3 separate regions of the Mus musculus genome follow, and regions 1 and 2 are each linked to region 3. A link is a loop called in an ENCODE intact Hi-C map of the cell type or tissue named here. Cell type or tissue: heart. All regions are shown on one strand.

The links. Peaks named below come from ENCODE experiments on the same cell type or tissue, not always from the same donor. Only the 100,000 strongest peaks of a DNase experiment are listed, where the experiment ranks them.
Region 1: a loop joins it to region 3, with 3 times the contacts of the local background. A loop is called at or near these places in 7 of 42 quality-filtered maps.
Region 2: it touches region 3 in a loop (5-fold over the local background); 38 of 42 quality-filtered maps call a loop at or near these places.

Annotation. Positions count from the first base shown.
Region 1 is chr4:126,175,053-126,180,052 of GRCm38, forward strand. It overlaps Thrap3 (thyroid hormone receptor associated protein 3), which reads right to left. Exons shown (of 12, transcript NM_001356455.1): 4 at 4,860-5,000; 5 at 2,810-3,505; 6 at 1,132-1,304; 7 at 284-395. Among named protein-coding and RNA genes, the nearest start is that of Sh3d21, 14 kb to the left of the region's middle. In heart, no CTCF peak of the experiment used is centred here; no DNase peak of the experiment used is centred here.
Region 2 is chr4:126,225,158-126,230,157 of GRCm38, forward strand. No RefSeq gene overlaps it. Among named protein-coding and RNA genes, the nearest start is that of Thrap3, 25 kb to the left of the region's middle. In heart, a CTCF peak has its summit at 1,988 (motif pointing right); DNase peaks (open chromatin) are centred at 2,244 and 2,374; H3K4me3 peaks cover 885 bases; H3K27ac peaks cover 870 bases.
Region 3 is chr4:126,307,111-126,312,110 of GRCm38, forward strand. It overlaps Col8a2 (collagen, type VIII, alpha 2), which reads left to right. Exons shown (of 4, transcript NM_199473.2): 3 at 2,490-2,686; 4 at 3,270-5,000. The coding sequence starts at 2,506. Among named protein-coding and RNA genes, the nearest start is that of Adprhl2, 12 kb to the right of the region's middle. In heart, a CTCF peak has its summit at 2,964 (motif pointing left); DNase peaks (open chromatin) are centred at 2,641, 2,971, 3,421, 4,621 and 1 weaker place; H3K4me3 peaks cover 647 bases; H3K27ac peaks cover 589 bases; H3K27me3 peaks cover 1,481 bases.

The DNA.
Region 1 (5,000 bases), 130 kb before region 3:
GGACAGCCAGGGCTACACAGAGAAACCCTGTCTCGAAAAACCAAAAAAAAAAAAAAAAAGTCAGTATTTATTCTTACTACAGGAACTTCAGGTTTACTGGGCCCAATGTGATAAGAGTACAGCCTTCAAAGCATCCTTTTCACCCTCAAATACAAATGTCCAAGATATTCAAGAACCCTAGAGAATATTAGCCTAAATTTAGGATCCAAAGTGCGTTAGAGAACTCATCAAGGCGAGTTTAGTATCAGATGACAAGAGTTTTATCACAGGCTGAGGACCCCACCTGTGTATCTCTGGGCTTTTCTTATTTTTAGCTGCTTCTTGTTCATTTCCTCTCTTTAGGTATTTAGTAAAGCGTTCATGCAATGTCATTCCAGAGGATCCAAAGTGATGCTCTGTTAAGAATCAAAGAAATGCATTAATAGACTACCAAAGGCAGGTACAAGGTTCAACTCTCCCAAGAACCTGTAGCCACACAGATACAACAAGTATTCAAACCCAAGTAATACACTGAAAAAGAAAGAAAAGTGGCTGGTTCAGAAACAATCCAATGCTGGGTTTCTAGTTTGCTCCCGTATCTTAGGAACATGATACCAGGACAAAGACCCTGGTGCTCACCTCGGTTTGGGGTATAGGACCAATTATTACTTGACTTTCACTCTAGACTGAGCCTGTAACCAGCCAAGTTCAGCTTTCTGAATCATTGCTCTTGGCAATTTCTAAACCTGCCCACCTCCATTTTCTCAGGGGAACAATAGAACTTGGGAAAGAAAGGTTACAGTCCTCCCAGAGGACACACGCTTGCTTTCCAGCACCCTTCTCAGATAGCTCAAAACCTAATGTAACGCTCACCTTCTTCTGGCCTCCACGGGAACCTCCCATTCCAGACACATACATATAAAAAAGTATAAAACAAACCTTTAAAAAGTTACTCTCCATACTTTGTGTTGAGAATTTTGTTATCATGATTACAGATTGCTAGCATTTCAAAACACTCATCTCTATTAAAACATGGAAATTTCTTACAGAAGTCTGTTCCTTTACCTAGCCTGTAGCTTTAACGGTCCTAGAGGTTTCATCATTCCCTAGCCATCCTGTTTTAGAAAGACAAACAGGCAGACGTCAACTCACCTTTAACATGATGAACAATGGTCACTATGTGCTGAGCAAACAGTTCTGAGGGGCTACGCTGAGACTGAGCCGACTGTATGTGCTGGAAAATGGAACGGAACTCCTGCTCCTTTTTGTTGCTATGGACTAGATCCCGACAGAGCTTTCGCTCCTGAGCCAATAAACCACTAGGTCTGAAAAACAAATACATGGAGATTCAGTGTAACAAGAGATACAGAAAGTCAGAATTCTTTAACCATAAAAATAGAAGTTCTAACTTTCAAGATAGCTTTTTCCCCCAATGTAAATCAAGGCTGGCTGTGAACTTGTGATTTGTTCTGCCTCAGCCTCCTGAGTGCTGGGACTGCATGAATGGGTCAGCCTTTACAGGCTCGGGTGAGGGTGTAGAATGCTGGGCATCAAAGCCAGGGCCTGGTATATACTAAGTATCTGAGTCTTCCAACACTGAACCATAGCTTCCTCTTATTTTGTGCCAGGGAGGGGAGGATGAAAATGTGTGGAATACACAAGTAAAAGTCAGAAGACAACTTGTAGGAGTCATTTCTGTCCTTCCAGATCACCAGGGTTAGCCATCTTGCCAGCCCCTCCTTCCTTTTTTTCTTTCTGAGACAGTTCCAAGGTTTGTTTGTTTTTTTTTCCTTTGTTTTTTGAGAGAGGGTTTCTGTGTAGCCTTGACTGTCCTGGAACTAGCTCTGTAGATCAAGGTGGCCTCAGACTCAAAGATCCACCTGCCTCTTCCTCCTGAGTGCTGGGATTAAAGGTGTGCAGCACCAACTGCCTGGCATTTCCAAGGAGTTTTAAGCCCACAAATGTTCCTTTTGTTCTCTATCACATTACAACTAAGGAAAGGTTGGTCCAAAATTCACTGAGAATCTTCAAGTGGGGAAGTGTTAAACCTTGGTGACTGTAGTTGTTTTAACACACAAAAAAGATACTGTAAAAGATCAACTAACTTGCCTAGGAAGGTCATTCAATGAGGCAACAAAAAGCAGCAAACAGTGGGCTGGTGAGATAGTTCAGTGGGTATAGGCAATGGCCACCAAGCCAGAGCCCATATGGCAAAAAGAAAAAACTCATTCCCACAAGATGTCCTCTGACCTTCATGTGCATGCTGTGGCATGTCTGCCCCCTCCTTGCTTCTTAAGCAGAAAGGGCAAGAGTGGAACATGTGGCTAGGACACCATTCAGGCAGAGTTCCAACTGACTGGGTAGATTAGACTATGTCAAAAAGCAGCCAGTCTGGGCTCCACCATACTTTCCTGAAGTTAGAGGAAGAACGGAAGAGGCCGAGTCCATCAATTTGAAGTTTTCTGCTATTTAATGGTGGCAAAAATAATCGGATTCTGGTGACCCACGTCAATGGAGACACGGTTCTCAAGTGTCTTCATAGGTAAAACAATGTGGGTGGAGTCGGCTTGGAGGGAAAACAGACCAGAATGGCCGCTCCAAGTTCCCAGACACAAAGAGAGGCAGCCAGCAAGGGCTGAAAGATTCTTTAGGCCAACAATGCTCAGGGGCCACCATCACTGTAAGCCATAATCATCTGCACTCCAGGGACAGACATAAAGGTACTGGCACCGACGGTGGCAGCAAAGCAACACTTCCATCCTCAGGAAGGCTGGGTAAGGAAACTATTTAGGCCTGAGAGCCCTGAGGGTCAACAAGGAGCGCTCCTCACCGTGCAAGGTCCTCATCGAAGGAGTCCATCCGGACATTGACTTGGGCCTCCCGGGTAATGGAAAAGGAAGACTTCCCTGAGGAAAAGTCTCCTTTGCTTCCCAGCTTGTCACGGCTCTCAGAGGTCTTCCTTGGGGGCGGCGATGAACTTTTCTCCTGGACCGCCTTGTACGCAGTCACCCGGAAATTCTTTTCTGGCACAAAGCCCCTGTGCCCACTTTCACTCCTCTTGGACCCTCCACGCTCCTCCTTTCGGGATCTCTCTGTGAAAGGCTCATCCTCCATTTCCTCTGCCTTCCTCTGCTTTTCCTTCCCTGTGTGCAGGCTCTCCCACTTGCCTGACTTCTCTTCCTCCTGGTTTTTGCTTGCACCGGCTATGACTTTCGACATAAATTTGGGCTCATCATCAAACTCGGGTTCCTTCCTTCCCTTACTTTTGTCCTTATCGTGCTCATCCAGCTCCTCCTTGTGGAAGTCAGCCATCTTTTTCTCAAAGTCATCCCGAAGCTTATACCTTTTGGGCGACTGGCTGCCTCGGAAGGGCTTCTCAGAGTCCGTCTTGGGAGCAAATGGATCAGATTTCATTTTGACATCAGCATCAGAGAAGCCCCCTTTCTCCTTCAGCTTCTCCTTATCGGCATTTGTTTGTTTCTGCTCCTTATCCTTCCCATTCTCAGTCTTCTGCTCCTCCAGATACCTAGTTATAAAGACACAAGGGAGACACACAGGAGGCCTCCTAAGCGTCCTGCTCCATCACAGCACCTGTTCCTGCTCTGGTTTCATAGCTATATTCCAGTTTTATCAGACCTGTCTACCTGTTCTAACAATTTATGAACTCAGCATTTAAGAGTCAGTAGAACTGTGCCTTATAAAGACCAAAAAACCAGACGAGCAAGTTATTTAGGATACTGAATTTTTTTTTTTTTTACTTACCTGCATGCAATGTGGTCTAAGGGGAAAACAACTAAAGTCTTACCCCAACTTTCACTCATTCATTTAAAATCTGCTTTCAGCAAAGCAAACAGAATGTTCAACCTTGGACTGTTTTGATTTTATACAACTCACATTTGGAAATACAAGTCTCAAAAAGAGACTTCAAATTTGCTTCAAGTCACCTAGAAGATCTACATAATGAAACATACTGTGAACACATAAAAACAAAATAATTATTAATGGGGGAAAGAGTACAAAGGAAGGTGGCAAAATCATTATTCTCCTAATGGAGAAAGCAGGGACTAGACTCAAACACACTCAGTTCTGGAAGGACTAAAACATACACTACAAAGCAACCTAACTGCAGATTTTGAACATATGTAATTATGGGCAATTAATGAGCAACACTAATAAACAAAGAGCCATGGGACAGCAGCACCTGAGAATGTCCCAGTGAGAGCAAAGAATAGAAGAATAGAAGAACCTCTTGCTGAGTCTCTCTTGACTAAAACAGTTCCGACACCTTTCCTGCAATTTCTGACTTCATCCAATCTACAAACAATTCTTTATTGAATTCACTATGCTCCCTCCAGGACAACAGGACCCTCTCTCCCATCACAAAGCGTGGAACTTCTGCTAGGGCATACACCCACCTTGCGTTTGTAAATAATGGCTCTCCTGGACTAAACCTCAGCCTTTCCTATTTTGCTCATTCTCTTCAGTGTGACTCTTCTTCAGATGGACTAATATATATCAAACATAGCAAGATGGTGGATCCTAGAAGCTTATAGCTCCAATGACCATGATGTTAGCAAAGAAATGTTTTTTTTGGTAGCTGACCCTCAAACCTCTACTATTTTCTAGCTTAGATTGGGAGAATCCAAGGCAAGTTTTTAAATGAATAAACATCACTGAAGACTAATCGGAAGAAACTTGTATTACAATAAGTATTCAGGAAAGCTGGAGTTAAGCTAAGGCTTCCTCGGGTGATGCCTTTAATGAACTCAGGGAACAGGTGCTACTCTATTACTGTTAAGCAGAGCACTAACTCAGGCGCTATCATTACAACTAAGCTGCTGGCTAGGGACCACTTGGGGATGGGGACACGAGATACTTACCTTTTTGAATATGCTGCCCCTCCCGAAGCAGCACTCTCCTCTTTCTGAGATGAGCCATATGCAGAGCCAGTAGCTGGTGGACTCTTACCCACAGGGCTCTTTTTGGATGGACTCAAAGACCCAGAGCCATGGTCGAACTGG
Region 2 (5,000 bases), 82 kb before region 3:
ATGGCTCAGTGGGTAAGAGCACCCGACTGCTCTTCCAAAGGTCAGGAGTTCAAATCCCAGCAACCACATGGTGGCTCACAACCATCCCTAACGAGGTCTGACTCCCTCTTCTGGAGTGTCTGAGGACAGCTACAGTGTACTTACATATAATAAATAAATAAATTAAAAAAAAAAAAATGAACGAAACAAAACAAACAAAAACCAAACAATGCTGGGCAGTGGTGGCGAATGCCTTTAATCACTTAAAGTGCAGCACTTGGGAGGCAGAGGCAGGTGAATTTCTGAGTTCGAGGCCAGCCTGGTCTACAGAGTGAGTTCCAGGACAGCCAGGGCTACACAGAGAAACCCTGTTTTGAAAAACAACAACAACAAAACAAAACAAAACAAAAACACCACCAACACCCCCCCAAGAAAACCAAAAAACAATAACAACAACCCTGACACTGCTTAACATGTTACTTCAAGGAAATCATCAAAAAAGAAAAGCAACATTTATTTTTATATATGTTCTTTTCTATAAAATATTTGTGTGTGTTTATGTGTATACTCCTGAGGACGCCAGAGGTGTCCTGTAGAGCCAGACTTACTAGCAATAATGAGGTGGTTTGTTTTTTTTTTTTTAGTTTTTTTTTTTTAAGAGTTATTTATTTATTATATGTAAATACACTGTAGCTGTCTTCAGATGCACCAGAAGAGGGCATCAGATCCCATTACAGATGGTTATGAGCCACTATGTGGTTGCTGGGACTTGACCTCAGGACCTCTGGAAGAGCAGTCAGTGCTCTTAACCACTGAGCCATCTCTCCAGTCCAAGGTGGTTTTTTAAAAATATAATTTATTGGGCTGGAGAGATGGCTCAGCAGTTAAGAGCACTGACTGCTTTTCCAGAGGTCCTGAGTTCAATTCCCAGCAACCACATAGTGGCTCATAACCATCTGTAATGGGATCTGATGCCCTCTTCTGGTGTGTCTGAAGACAGCTACAGTGTATTTACATATAATAAATAAGTCTTAAAAATATATATATATATAATTTATTTTTATGTTCATTGGTGTTTTGCCTGCATATATGTCTGTGTAAGGGTGTCAGAAGCCCTGAAAGTGGAGTTACAGACAGTTGTAAGCTGTCATGTGGGTGCTGGGAATTGAACCCAGGTACTCTGAAAGAGCAGCCCATGGTTTTAACCACTGAGTCACCTCTCCAGCCCCTTGTGTGTGTTCTCAAGTATTCACAAATCATATACTTTTAGCACCCACACCCAGGGCTGACTTTGCCGGGGATCTTATCCTTGGGAGGTACCTCCTAGCTCTTTTGGATCTGTCCTGAAAACTGTGGACCAGAACTGGCTGGCTGGAGCTGCCCCCAGGAAACAGTCAAGCCATCACCCAAGGTACAGGCCTAGAACCTTGTAATTTGGGAAGTAAAGGTGGTAGGATCGCCTTCTTGGGCTCCAATAGGAGGCCTCCCGTGACAATCTCCTCTCTCGAATCTGCATAACTATTTTTCTTTTCCATCCTAGAATACTTCTTGCCCAGGTCTGCCACTGGTGCTACAATAACAGGTTCACGCTCAATGCCCTAGTCAATTGGGACATCATAGTATGTCTGCCCCAAAGCAGAGTGATTTCGGGAACGGTGGGGAATACAGAGGGGTTGAGGATGTCATGATCTCCAAAGCCGAGGACAGGCTTCATGACTAACAAGGACACACGCGGTCCAGGAGGGCCTTGAACTCACTCGAGCAGCAGAGGCTCATCTTGCACCCTTTACTTCCCAAATTACGAGGTTGAAGGCGTGTACCATCACACTCAGACTGACTGTCAACATTTCTATATGTTAGATCAACGATACGATGGCTTCATTCCATCACAAAGCCCCAATCTGCAGGTGAGGAAATAGAAGCCAACAAAATCAGGGTACCAGTCTAAAATATCCTGGCAAAAAGCTGGGAGCCAGTGTCAATTCTTCCATCTGTACATGCTCATTTGACCACCAGGGGGAGACAGATGCCCGTTAATGGAGAGGTCGGGGTATCCGGCAAGGGGTTAGTCACCGCGAATGCTCTTTTGAGAGCGTCTCAGGGGACTAGCGAGCCTAGGGTATCTTGGTACAGAAAGAGTGTGTAGGGGTTGAGGGAGGTGTTGTAAGAGAGCCAGGGTTCAGGAACGTTGGCGGCTGGAGGAGGAGCCAAGAACGTTTTGTGGCCTCCTGGCTCTGCCTTTTCTGACCCTGTTGGGAAAAGGGCAGCATTAGGGAAAAGGAGGTTTCTCTGGATGGGGTGGGCCCCTGCCTCCACCTCCCATCTCCTCAGAGACGCTCGGAGTCTTGAATAGACCGGACATTCCTAAGTTTTCTGGCAAGGAAACCAGGAAATCAGACCTTGAGCCAGCCTCCTTTCAGGTCCAGCCAGTTCATTGGAAGCAGCCTTTGCCCCAGGACTTCCCGGAAAAGGCCCACTGTGCCAGGGGAGCCACCCTCGGGCTTCTGCCGCAGATGCCTCTAAGATGTACCGCTGCGCTGCCCACTCTCCCTGGCTATGGGTTAAACCCATCTCCTGAGCTCAAGTTCTGTACAGTTCTCTGTGTGACACTTCTGTGGGTCTCCTTAAGTCCTTTCCACCGTTCCTTGTACACGAATACCAGTGTCTGTGGGATTGGATTGGACCTAGAAGGTTTGGAATTGTCGTTGTCGTTGATCCTTTTTCCATTTCCCATGACCAATGAGCTTTTCTGTGTACTCTGTCCATCTCTTGGTTTCCACCACGCAGTGAGCCAAGTCCCCAGCATCTCGTCACTAGGACCCATTTCTACAGCAAGTTCCACTGCCACTCTTCCTTCAATACCTTTTCCAGGTGACAGTCGTGATAACCTGGTTACATCCCCTACCTGATGAACCTGTCCCAGTAGCTCCCTTACCGCTCCTTTTATTAAATAAGTTATTGTTATTTGTGTGTGCGTTGGGGGTGGGGAGACACACATGGGGAAGTCAGTTGCAACTTTGTAGAGTCTATTCTTTCCCTGTACTTTTAGAGGGGTTCCTGGGTTCACTGATGAGTCATCTTGCTGTCCCCACCTCCTGGGGTTTTGTTTATTACTTTTTTGGTTCTTTAAACAGAGTCTCACTGAATAGTCAGAGCTGGTCTCAAGTTCGCAATTCTTCTGCCTGAATGACTAGTGCTGGGATTGTGGGATCACGGGTATGAACCACCCCACGGTGCTTCCAGTGTGCTTGCAATAAACATTAGATTCCTCGGTGGCAGGGTTCCTGAATGAGCTGGCCCTTCCTATCTCTGTGAGACCCAACCCCCCTCATTTTCTATGGTTCATCTACCCCGGCCCCATTCACTACAGGCCTTTGTAGAGTTGCCTCTACCTGAAACCCCAAACCTTTGCACTAGGAACTCTTGGGGATCTCAGCTCCAGCTCCTTTCTCAGGGATGCCCTGCTTCATCTCCATGACTGGGGTCAGATCTCTTACTCGTTTTTCTAATGCCACACACTTAGCTGCTTCAGGGCTATCAAGGCTGTAATTATGTATTTGTTTGAAATACTGCTTAGTTATTAATGGACCTCTATTAAGGACTACATCAAGTTTTGCCCACTTAAAAACAATCTCCGGGGCAGGTGAGGTGGCTGGGTAGACAAAATGGTGGGGTCCAAACTTAAATGTTTGCAAGATGGGTACTTTGCCAACAGCACCATCTCCCCAGCTCAGTGTATCTGGTTTATTTGGTTTGGTTTTTCCAGACAGGGTTTCTCTGTGCCTTGGCTGTCCTGGAACCCAATTTGTAGACCAGGCTGGCCTTGGATGCATAGAGATCAACCTGTCTCTCCATCCCGACTAAAGATGTGTGCCACCACTGCCCAGTTGCTTTGAGTTTTTTTTAATTTTTTTCCCCAGACATGGTTTTACTGTGTAGCTGTAGTTGGCCGGACTCCCTCTGTAGACCAGGCTAGTCTTGAATTCAGAGGTCCACCTGCTCTGCCTCTGAGTGCTAGAATTAAAGCACACTGGTCCAATAACTTGTTCCTTCAACAATTGACTATATTGGTTACCCACTTTCTCTTCTTCTCCTTTTTTTTTTTTAAGATTTATTTATTTAACACACACACACTGTAGGCTGTACAGATGGTAATGAGCCATCATGTGGTTGCTGGGATTTGAACTCAGGACCTTCTGAAGAGCAGTCAGTGCTCTTAACTGCTGAGCCATTTCTCCAGCCCCCACCCATTTTCTTTTCATCCAGGTCAGGTCTGTGACATTTTTTTTTGTCTGAACCTTGGTGACCCCTTCTTGCCTCCTGGTGTATAATCAACCCCTATTGAGCAGTTTCCCCCCAGAAGTCCAAGAGTATTCTAATGAATCTCTAATCTTATGTCACCATCCCTACTTAACAGCCTTCAGTGGTTCCTGAGTCCTGAGAATAAAAACCTAAGTTTGTAAGCATAGCTTTCCAAGGCCTTACCTATGTGGTTCCCCTCATAGCAAGCGCCTTTTTTTTTTTTTTTTTTTTTTTTTTGAGACAGGGTTTCTCTGTGTAGCCCTGGCTGTCCTGGAACTCACTTTGTAGACCAGGCTGGCCTCGAACTCAGAAATCCGCCTGCCTCTGCCTCCCGAGTGCTGGGATTAAAGGCGTGCGCCACCACGCCCGGCTGCAAGCTCCTTCTTAAGAATTGGGTCTAACTCAACAAATAGAGAGTGCCTCTTCTGCTGGGCAGTGGGTACTGCTTTCATCGGAAAACCCCAGACCGCGTCCATCATGTTTATGCACATATGGATACAGGCACGTAGCTGTTTCCCACACAGCCCTTTGCTTGCCTAGAGAGCCATCTTTCTCCTTTCCACCTTGCTGACCTTGCCAGTCAACACCCAGCCCCCCAGGTGAAAGCCACCTGGCCTAGCTTGCTAACCTGCTGGACTCCTGGGGCACACCCTGCTGCTCCGAGCTCTCACAGCACTGACCCCACGTTGTACTTTCATATTTGTTTGTGTGGTCTGATT
Region 3 (5,000 bases):
GGTCCTGAGCCTGGGCAAGGGAGCTAAGGAAGGAGGGGAGCAAGCTGGGAGAGATGTGGATGTGGAGCCCATGAATTGAGACCTTTTCCTGAAGGCATCAGACAGCTGTTTTGATTGGGAAAATGAAAAGAATTTGTGAAACGAGCTGGAGAGATGGCTCAGAGGTTAAGAACACTGGATGCTCTTCCAGAGGTCCTGGTTCAATTCCCAGCACCCACATCTGTCTGTAACTCCAGGTCCAGGAGATCTGACACCTTCACACAGACATACATGCAGGTAAAACCCCATGGTGGGACATAACCATCTATACTGAGAGATCTGGCGCTCTCTTCTGGCATGCAGGCATATATGTAGGCAGAACGCTGTAAAAATAATAAGTAAATATTAAAAAAAAAAAAAAAGAAAGAGCCAGGCATGGTGGCACACGCCTTTAATCCCGGCAGTCGGGAGGCAGAGGCAGGCGGATTTCTGAGTTCAAGGCTGAATCTGTAGACCAGCTTGGTCTACAGAGTGAGTTCCAGGACAGCCAGGGCTACACAGAGAAACCCTGTCTCGAAAGAAACCAAACCAAAGCAAACTTACCAAACCAAACCAAACCAAAAAAAAAACCAAAAAACAAAAACAAACAACAACAACAACAAAAAAACAAGAAAGAAAGAAAGAAAGAAAGAAAGAAAGAAAGAAAGAAAGAAAGAAAGAAAGAAAGAAGGAGGGAGGGAGGGAGGGAGGGGGAGGGAGGGAGGAAGGAAGGAAGGAAGGAAGGAAGGAAGGAAGGAAGAATTTGTGAAGCTGGGCAGTGGTGGTGCACACCTTTAATCCTATCACTCATATCTGAGTCTGAGGCCAGCCTGGTCTACATACTAATTTCCATGACAGCCAGGGCTCTACACAGAGAAACAAGTAAACAGAAAACCACTTTCTGTCACCTACATGGGGTTACAGAGGGTTGTGAGCTGACACGTGGGTGTTTGGATTGGAACCCGGGTTATCTGGAAGAGCAGTGCTCTAAATACTCAGCCATCTATCTCCCCAGCCTCTATGCCCAGCTATGCCCAGTTTTTTTTTAAATTTATTTTATGTTCATTGGTGTTTTGCCGGCCTGTGTATCTGTGCGAAGGTGTCAGATCCCCTGGATCTGGAGTTACAGACAGATATGAGACAGATTTGGTTGCTGGGAATTGAACCAGGGTCCTCTGGAAGAGAAGCCAAGAGAGCTCTTAACCTCTAAGCCAAACCCGGTTTTAAAAAGCATTTTTTGGAGCTGGGCAGTGGTGGTGCATACTGTTAATCCCAGCACTTAGGAGGCAGAGGCAGGCAGATTTCTGAGTTCGAGGTCAGCCTGGTCTACAGAGTGAGTACCAGGACAGCCAGAGCTACACAGAGCAACCCTGTCTCGAAAAAGCCAAAAAGAAAAAGAAAAACATTTTTGGACGCACCAAGTGGCTCAGCAGGTAAGGGCACTTGCTGGGAAGCCTTATGACTTGAGTTTGATCCCCGGGATCTACATGGCAGAAGGAAAGAACCGACTCATGCAAGTTGTCTGATGACTGCAACATTCATATGTGCCCCTCTCTCAAACACATAAGTAAAATGTAATTTAAAAGACACTTAAAAAAAAAAAAAGTAGTGCATTGTGTGGAGAGCGTGCATACTGTTCTAGCATCCCAGTTAGGTTTGCCTTCATCTGGGGCTGCTATGGATAATGTAATGTCATGGACATTTGCATACAAGATTTGTGTAGACATATTACCCTGTTCTATTTGCCCACACTCCCTCTCTGATGAGTATAGTATTCAAGCTGGCAGAACCCAGCCCTTGTTCTCTGAGCTCAGCTAAGAGCTGTGGGTAGCTGGGACTTGAAGGGCTGTGTAGCTGTCAGAAGGCATTGTGGAGGACAGGGACTTGAAGGATAAATAGAAGATAACTGAGGCTCAGAATCACGAGGCTACTGGGGCCTGGGTGCTGTCCTGTAAGGAGTTCTGGGTGACAGTAAAGGTTACAGGGAGAGGAAAGGAAGGAGGGGCTCAAGATAAGGCATTGGCTTCTGCAAGTATGGAGTCCAGATGGACATCAGCGTGATGGGGAATTGCAAGGAACCAAGACAAGTCCCAGACCTGCCTCCCCTATATCATCTGGGTGCTGGGGTTGGCAGTGACCCCAATACGCCCGTGTGGAGATGAGAATTTACATCTCTGAAGAGCCCCGGTGGTAGGTGGTAATTGGCAGGAAGCTGGCCTGCACATAGGTGGCAGGGCCCTCATCTTGAAAAGGTTTGCTTTGGCAAGGTGTGCGCTGGGGTCGAGGTGCTTCTCAGAAGGGTTCTGTCTGGTCGCTGATCCTCGTCTGGGGGAGACTGGTCAGGTCTGGAAGAGGTTTAGCAGACAATACATACAGACCAGTGACTTTGAGATTTGCTTTTGAATAACAACGATCTGAGCCCGTGGTCCTGGTGGCTGGTTTGGTGACAGCCTTTCTTCTTCTCCCTGCAGCCCATCCACAGACGCCATGCAGGGGGCTCTGATGCCCCTGCCTTCGCTGCTGCTGTTGCTGTTGGGGTGTGGGCCAAGAGTGTCCTCTGGCGGCGGAGCTGGGGGTGCAGCGGGCTATGCCCCGGTAAAGTATGTGCAGCCCATGCAGAAAGGACCCGTGGGACCGCCTTTCCGAGAGGGCAAAGGCCAGTACTTGGGTGAGAGCCTCCCCTACTCTACCGTATCTAAGACCGCTCCTCCCTTACCTAAATCCCTCCAGACACTCCAGACCACAGCTCCTCAGGGTGCAACTGAGATCTTCCCATCTTCATTTAGTCTTACTTCGACTGGTCCAGGGATTCTCAGCTTTACAGGGCCTGAAACTGGCTGTGATTGGCTGGTGCAGGTGGTCTTTATAAGGGGGTGGGGCCGGGCAGGAAGATAGATAGGTAATGAAGCAGCTTGACTGGTCTGTAATGCGGGTTATTGGCGCCGCCTGGTGGTGGGATGGCCATCAGGTCTTGCAGCCATAAATATTCTAAGTTCATTGGGCAAGGCCTGGCTGGGAAGTTGGGTACAGGGAGTTCTGGATGAGGACTCCTGCAATGTTCCCAGGATAGCAACGGGACAGGGACAGCTCTAGACGCCCTCCAATATGGGGGGACAGCTCTGGGAGTGTTCTCTGTGAGCAGATTCTCTGTTCCTCCACAGTACTCTGCACATTGCCATGGGGGATTGGATAGATGAGGTACCCAGCTTCCATTGTCCAGGTCTCTGACTGTCCCCTTCTCTCTCTTTCAGAAATGCCTCTACCGATGCTGCCAATGGACTTGAAAGGAGAGCCAGGTCCCCCTGGGAAGCCGGGACCTCGGGGTCCCCCTGGGCCTCCTGGCTTCCCAGGAAAACCAGGCACTGGAAAACCTGGGGTTCATGGACAGCCAGGCCCTGCTGGCCCCCCTGGCTTCTCCCGAATGGGCAAAGCTGGTCCCCCAGGGCTCCCAGGCAAGGTTGGACCACCAGGGCAGCCAGGGCTACGGGGGGAGCCAGGGATACGAGGGGACCAGGGCCTCCGGGGGCCCCCAGGACCCCCTGGCCTTCCTGGTCCCTCAGGTATTACTGTCCCTGGAAAACCAGGTGCCCAGGGGGCTCCAGGGCCTCCAGGATTTAGGGGGGAGCCAGGACCCCAGGGAGAGCCTGGGCCCCGAGGAGATAGGGGCCTCAAAGGGGATAATGGAGTGGGCCAACCAGGGCTGCCTGGAGCCCCTGGACAGGCAGGTGCCCCTGGGCCCCCTGGGCTGCCCGGTCCAGCTGGCTTGGGCAAACCAGGTTTGGATGGGATACCAGGAGCCCCAGGAGACAAAGGTGATTCTGGCCCCCCTGGGGTTCCAGGTTCTAGGGGAGAGCCAGGAGCTGTGGGTCCAAAAGGCCCTCCTGGGGTAGATGGTGTGGGGATACCAGGGGCAGCAGGGGTGCCAGGGCCACAGGGTCCAGTAGGGGCTAAAGGAGAGCCAGGGCTCCGGGGCCCCCCTGGCCTGATAGGCCCTGTTGGCTATGGGATGCCAGGAAAACCAGGACCTAAGGGAGACAGGGGCCCAGTTGGGGCCCCAGGGCTCTTAGGAGACAGAGGTGAGCCAGGAGAGGATGGGAAGCCAGGGGAGCAGGGTCCACAGGGACTTGGGGGTCCACCTGGCCTTCCTGGGTCTGCAGGGCTTCCTGGTAGACGTGGGCCCCCTGGGTCAAAGGGAGAGGTAGGACCTGGAGGTCCCCCAGGAGTGCCTGGCATTCGAGGAGACCAAGGGCCTAATGGCCTGGCTGGGAAGCCTGGGCTCCCTGGTGAGAGGGGACTTCCTGGGGCCCATGGACCCCCTGGACCGACTGGGCCTAAGGGTGAGCCAGGTTTTACAGGTCGCCCTGGAGGGCCAGGGGTGGCAGGAGCCCTAGGACAGAAAGGTGACTTGGGGCTTCCTGGGCAGCCTGGCTTGAGGGGTCCCTCTGGAATCCCAGGGCTCCAGGGCCCAGCTGGCCCTATTGGGCCTCAGGGTCTGCCAGGCCTGAAGGGTGAACCGGGCCTTCCAGGGCCTCCTGGAGAGGGAAAAGTAGGGGAGCCTGGCTCTGCTGGTCCCACAGGGCCCCCTGGAGTCCCTGGCTCCCCAGGACTCACAGGTCCTCCTGGGCCCCCTGGGCCTCCTGGGCCTCCTGGTGCCCCCGGAGCCCTGGATGAGACTGGTATCGCAGGCTTGCATCTGCCCAATGGTGGCGTGGAGGGAGCTGTACTGGGCAAAGGAGGCAAGCCACAGTTTGGGCTCGGTGAGCTGTCAGCCCACGCCACTCCAGCCTTTACTGCAGTGCTCACTTCCCCCTTCCCTGCCTCAGGCATGCCGGTTAGGTTTGACCGGACTCTCTACAATGGCCACAGCGGCTACAACCCAGCCACTGGCATCTTCACCTGCCCCGTGGGAGGGGTCTACTACTTTGCATACCATGTGCATGTCAAGGGCACCAATGTGTGGGTAGCCCTGTACAAGAACAATG